2 separate regions of the Homo sapiens genome follow, and region 1 is linked to region 2. A link is a loop called in an ENCODE intact Hi-C map of the cell type or tissue named here. Cell type or tissue: mammary epithelial cell. All regions are shown on one strand. Links, peaks and the distances in the headings refer to the core of each region. The heading gives the core; the rest is flanking DNA. Region 1 has its middle 89 kb from the start of PAK3. Region 2 holds the start of PAK3 (p21 (RAC1) activated kinase 3).

The links. Hi-C counts contacts between places; a loop is a spot of excess contacts. Peaks named below come from ENCODE experiments on the same cell type or tissue, not always from the same donor. Only the 100,000 strongest peaks of a DNase experiment are listed, where the experiment ranks them.
Region 1: a loop joins it to region 2, with 14 times the contacts of the local background. A loop is called at or near these places in 25 of 110 quality-filtered maps.

Annotation. Positions count from the first base shown.
Region 1 is chrX:111,005,750-111,008,659 of GRCh38, forward strand. It overlaps a transcript of PAK3 not described here. Among named protein-coding and RNA genes, the nearest start is that of PAK3, 89 kb to the right of the region's middle. In mammary epithelial cell, for the core only: no CTCF peak of the experiment used is centred there; no DNase peak of the experiment used is centred there.
Region 2 is chrX:111,094,405-111,097,314 of GRCh38, forward strand. It overlaps PAK3 (p21 (RAC1) activated kinase 3), which reads left to right and starts at 1,787. Exons shown (of 18, transcript NM_002578.5): 1 at 1,787-2,011. RefSeq lists a silencer at 1,858-1,987. In mammary epithelial cell, for the core only: no CTCF peak of the experiment used is centred there; a DNase peak (open chromatin) is centred at 1,687; H3K4me3 peaks cover 1,063 bases; H3K27ac peaks cover 416 bases.

The DNA of each region.
Region 1 (2,910 bases), core at 207-2,706, 89 kb before region 2:
AGGCTTAGCTTTGTCGAGAGGATATACCATTTTCAAGGCTTCATTTTTTCATAAGGACTGTGCTAAGCAGCTGTAAGAAAAAATAGGATGAAAAAATGAATGTTTTGTTTACATTAGTGAGGTGGCATCAAAAAGCAATGAGGAAAGGCCCAGTACATCTCATAGACAGTTAATTATGTCAGAACTCAGACTAAAGGAGACATGGAGGTCTAGACAAATTATACCCAGGGTTTACCCTGCTGACAAGAGTTCCTATCCCAGCAATAGACAGGGGTCACAGAAAAAGCCTATAGCACAGTATTTCTCAGCCCTGCACATTAGAATCTCTTGGAAAACTTTAAAAAATATATATGCAGAGTCCCCTCCCTCAGAGATTATGTCTTAATTGCTATGGAGTTAGGGCCACAGCATTGGTACTTTTTAAAAGCTCCCCAGATGGAAAACAAAATTGCCACAAAGGACATCATTGAGACAATTAGCCACATTTGAATATGGACTATATATTAGGTAATATAATTGTGTCAGTGTTAAAATTACTGAACTTGGTAACCATGGTGCTGTGATTACGTAAGAGGATGTCCTCCTTCTTAGGAAATATGCACTAAAGTATCTAGCGGTGAAAGGCATGATGTCTGCAACAAACTCAAATGGATTAGGGAGAAAAACACCTAGAAATGTAAAGGAGGAATAAAGCAAATATGGCAAAATGCTAACAATTTGGCTCATCTGGGTGAGGGGTATACAGGGTTTTTTTGGTACTATTCTTAGAACTCTTCTGTTGGTTTAAAATTATTTTGAAATACAAAATTCTTTTTAAAAAATAAAAAATAAAACAGATCCCCTGATGAAATAAAGCCCAACCAAATTTGGAAACCATTGGGTTCAGTCAAATAGAGGGAATGGGGACCTGCTATAGATAGGTGAGACTGAAAGCCTTTCTGAGACATTATCCTACATCAGTGTTTCTTCCACTTTAATGCTCATACACATCTCCTGGAGATCTGGTTAAAATTCAGTTTCTGATTCGGAAAGTCTGTAGTGGGACCTGAGAATCTGCATTTCCCTTTCTTTCTTTCTTTCTTTCTTTCTTTCTTTCTTTCTTTTTTTTTTTTTTTGATAAGTTTTCCCTCTGTTGCCTCTGCTGGAGTGTAGTGGTGTGATCATGGCTCACCGAAGCGTCAACTTTCCAGGCTCAAGTGATCTTCCCGCCTTGGCCTCCCAAACAAAATGTTGAGTTTACAGGCATGAGTTACCATGCCCCCCTGAGATTCTGCATTTCTAATAGACTCCCTGGTGATGCCAATGAGGTTATTCCATGGGCCACCCTCAGAGTAGCAATTCTTGGACTGAATTACCCCACCATAAATTTGTCAGTCAGTAAACAAGTATTTTGGAACTGCAAGAAAAATTCTCTAAGTGGAGTGGGCCTGCAGAGTTCTATGGATTGGCAGCCCCATCATCTTGACCCCTTGACCATGGCAACTCCCCGTGAGGGATTCAGAAAGTCTGCAGTGGGGCCCAACCTGCCCTGTGGGAGTCACTCTGATCCACAGAACAGAACAGAGCACCTAGCAGAATAAGCATAAACAAAGGCTTGCAGCAAATGGAAGAAGGTATGAATGGTCTCTTCAAAAGCAAGTTTATGATACAAGTCCCAGGAGAAGTGCAGCCCTTTCCAGTGGGTGGCAGTGGAGCCAAGCTGAGGCTCTTATAGAGAGCAACATAGTTCTGATGAAGTGTCAGGGTACAGGCTGCGTGGGTCCAGCTGCCTCCTCCAGGTGAGGACCCCTTTCTTAGAAATAAAATTCCAAGGAGGATTCCCATTTCATGCTGGCTGTGGCATGCTTTGAGTTTGTTGCTTCCACTGTAAGTGGAGAACCAAAATGTCTCTCACTTGGAGGACCCTGCTTCCATCAGAACTTCCCAAACCTTGCTCTACCATTTCCCCCTCAAGGTAGCTCCTTTCCCCTCTGCCTGTGTGTTGTGATTGTGCTTTCCATGCATTGAATTAGAGGCTATCCTGTTATTTATATCTTCCTTGTTTACATCCAAATCGAGGCCAACTAGTGTGAATGCACAGAAGGCAACTGAGCTTTACTGAGCATGCAACCCCAGAGAAAAGCTCTAGAAGACAAATGAGAAAGGCCCTGGAGTTGGTCAGCCCTGAGTTTGTATCCTCGCTTTACCACTTAATAAGTGTGTGAACTCGGGCAAGTTACTTAACATCTCTGAGCTTTGGGTTCCTCATCTATAAAATAGGGTCAATAATTGTACTGACTTCATAGAGTTGTGAGTATTAAATCAAATAGCGAGTACAGCAAGTGCTCAAGAAATGGAAGATAGTCATGGACTTGATGGGCATTTATTAAGTTTCTTCTATGTGTAGACAAAGAGTAGTTCAAATCCAGTCTAGTCCTACTTGCTAGTTGTGCAATCTTGGATGAGTTGCTTTGTTTTACCTCTCTGAGCCTCAGTTCCGTTACTCTTAAGTGACACTGGTGCTGGTATATAAATCACAGAATTGCTGTAAGGAATAAGTGAAGTCAGACATGTTAAACACATGTCAGGCACATATAAATGTGCTCAGCCAACATGAAATATCATAATTGTTGTGGTTATCATGTCAGCTCTTCTCTGAGCACCTTTGTATTATGAGATTTACTTAGCAGCCAAGCACACTTTGCAGCCTCCTCCAGTAGACCCTCTCCAATCTTCACTGTCATTTCCCTGAGGGCGGAGGCCCTATCCTTTATACCATTTCTGGTGTCTCCATGACACCTGGCAGTGAGTAGGTGTTCAGTGCATGAAGCAGAGAGCACTATGCTGCAAGCACAGCCATCAGAAGCATCACTGCCTGGGTTCAAGTTTTAGCATGTCCACTTTACTTGCTGGGTGACTTTCTAGCAACTC
Region 2 (2,910 bases), core at 194-2,693:
TACCACTTTCTACAATGTTAATGTAATACTCATATATGCATTAATATATATATTTTGAATTTAGGAAAATAAAATGCAAACTGACCCTTAAAAATGGTCTGGATTACATCGTTTACTTAGTCTTTGCCTCCCTCTTTCTTGTTTTGGCATAGAGTGGATCATTGTTGTTGTTTTTCTCAATTCCCTGTATCATCACAATTTAAAATGAATCAGTCCAAAAGAGGCATCCCATTCTTCAACTGCCTGAGATGTTTTGTCTGGCGAATCTGTAGCTCTTTTTTTTTTTTTTTTTTTTTTTTTGGAGACGGAGTTTTGCTCTTGTTGCCCAGACTGGAGTGCAGTGGCGCAATCTCGGCTCACTGCAACCTCCACCTCCTGGGTTCAAGTGATTCTCCTGTCTCAGCCTCCCAAGTAGCTGGGATTACAGGCGCATGCCACCATGCCCAGTTAATTTTTGTATTTTTAGTAGAGACGGGGTTTCATCATATTGGTCAGACTGGTCTTGAACTCCTGACCTCAGGTGATCCGCCCGCCTGGGCTTCCCAAAGTGCTGGGATTACAGGTGTGAGCCACCGCGTGTGGTCATCTGTAGCTCTTTTGTACGACTTTTACTAAAAGGACCTGGGCAGATATATTAGTTCACTCTTGTTCTTGAAACCTATTTTGTTGGCATTATGGAGAAATTATTGCTGGATGTTACACAGTGTGGAGAAAATTGAATAAAAGTTCACTGGGAAGGGTCATGATCTATTTTGGCCATTTAAGTATGTGAGGATATATTTATCTTTATGAAAATAAATTTGAAAGTAGAAAGAAAAAGTTACTCATAATACTACTAGTTTAACCCAACGGTTACAATTTTATGTCCTCTTCTGATCGTTTTCTGTAGGCATATTTTACATCATTATAATTTGAATGTCCTTATTGTTTTGTATTATTTGACTTTTTATGGCAGCTTACTGTCGCCTTGCTGGGATTCACCATAATTTACATAATCTAGCCAAATCATGGGGAGTATGGATTTTGGAGTAGCAAGAGATTATTTTTGGAGTTAGATTTTATAAAGCTTTGGCCATCTGCAAAAATTTGAACCGTATCCTAAAGACAAGAGAAAGCTTTGAAGGTTTAAGGGAAAGGATGGACAGAGAGAATCGCATTTAAGCTCCATTTGAAGTAGAGTTATTTTTATTTTTTGTATAATTCCTTGCTTTTTGGAATGTGTGTGCTTCATATGCAGAAAAGTAGTTTCCCGATCTAGACTGCCATCTCTTTGAATTCCACTGCCACATCTGTCTCTCTTAGTTTTCTGTGTATTTTAGAGATTCCGTCAGTTTAACCTGCCTGGCTGACAGGTGGTGTCCCAAATCGAAACCGTTTTTTCCCCCGAATAAAGTGTGCCCGTGTAGCTGTACAGATTTCGTCCCCTGAAAATTCATCTGAAATCTCAATTCTCCTGAGGGGAGCAATTAAGGAAGATACATGAACTCTCCCCTCCTCTCCATCCTGTCAGGTGCCCCTCTTTTTTGATGGCCCCACCTCTGTCTAGACAACCCTGACAGTGTAGAAGTTTCCATCTCCTTTCCCTTTCCCTCTCCATGTTCCCTCCCCTTCAGTTTTTTCCCCCTCCCAGGCGCTTCCTGCCTGGAAACAAAAGATTGGTCCCCAGTAGCCCACTCAGGGCGATTTTAGTTTTATGCTCACCATCTGATTGGCCTAGGTAAGGTGCAGAGCTCGGGTGACGTAATAGCAGAGAAGGGCTAGGGAGCGGTTGCCGAGCAGGGGCTCTACCGCGGGCGGGCAGCTGTGCCAGCTAACCGTCTGGGATCTCGCACTGGGGGCTGCAGCTTTTCCCCGCCTCGAGCCAGTGTGCGGGGGCGGGAGAAGAGCCAGGGGGAGCGGGCTGGGCCCGGGGCTGCGGCTGCGGCCGCGGGGCTGCGGCTCCCCAGCCCCGCCAGCTGGAGCGCTCGGAGGTAGAGGAAAGGTCTTGACGGGGTGGCTGGATCCGTGGCAGGTAAATCCCGCGACTAACTGCACCCGGGCTACCGCGGGGGAGGGGGTGGCTGTTGGATGATGCTTTAAGGCTGCTGGGCAGATGTTCTGCCTTTCCGGACCCCCCTCCTGTCCTGTTTGTGCCCCAGCCTCGAGTCTCCTACGTGGCTCCCCGGAGCCCTGAGACCAAGCGAGCAGTTTGCATGATCCCAGTTCGCGGACAAGTGGGTGTGTCAGGGCCGTTCCCAGAGGGCCGGGGCTCCTTCGCTTGGTCAAACCCTAGACTCGTTTACTGGGGCCTGGGCCGCTTGAGGCAAAACCCGCCTTGAAAGCTACGTCAGCCTGTAAGTCTTCCCTTTCACCCCCCCGCCCGCCCCCCTACCCAGCCCCAGTAGCTGTGACAGCAGTTCCCTAGAAAAGGGGAGGGGGTGTGGCCACGGTCTGGCCAAGTCCGGGGTAGAACCCCCCCGCCCCTTACACACACACACACACACACACACACACACACACACACACACGAGGAAAGAGAAAAAGTGACGATTTTCTTAAACGGGCGCCTTCCCCTCTTTCTTTTATTTTTCTTTATCCCCCTCCCCTTTTTTTGGTGGGGGGATGGTAATAACAGGGGGACCCTTTTCTTCTCCTGTGGGGATTGGAATGATGCAATAACGCCCCCAGAAAGCTCAGGGTCCCTGGATTGGCCCTCTCTTTGTCTGGGGAGCAGTGTCATTGGGTCCACTGCCTCTCCTTCTCTCCTGTTCCCCTTAGCTCGCTGGGGGACATTGCCCTCAGTTTGTGAACTGGCTCTGGCAAGATTACTGCCGCACTTTTGGGTGAACTGAACATTTTAGATTCTTACTCTGGCAAGTTTTCCTTCCCTAGGTGGTGGTTAAGGGGTGGGGTGGGGTGGGGGATGGTGGG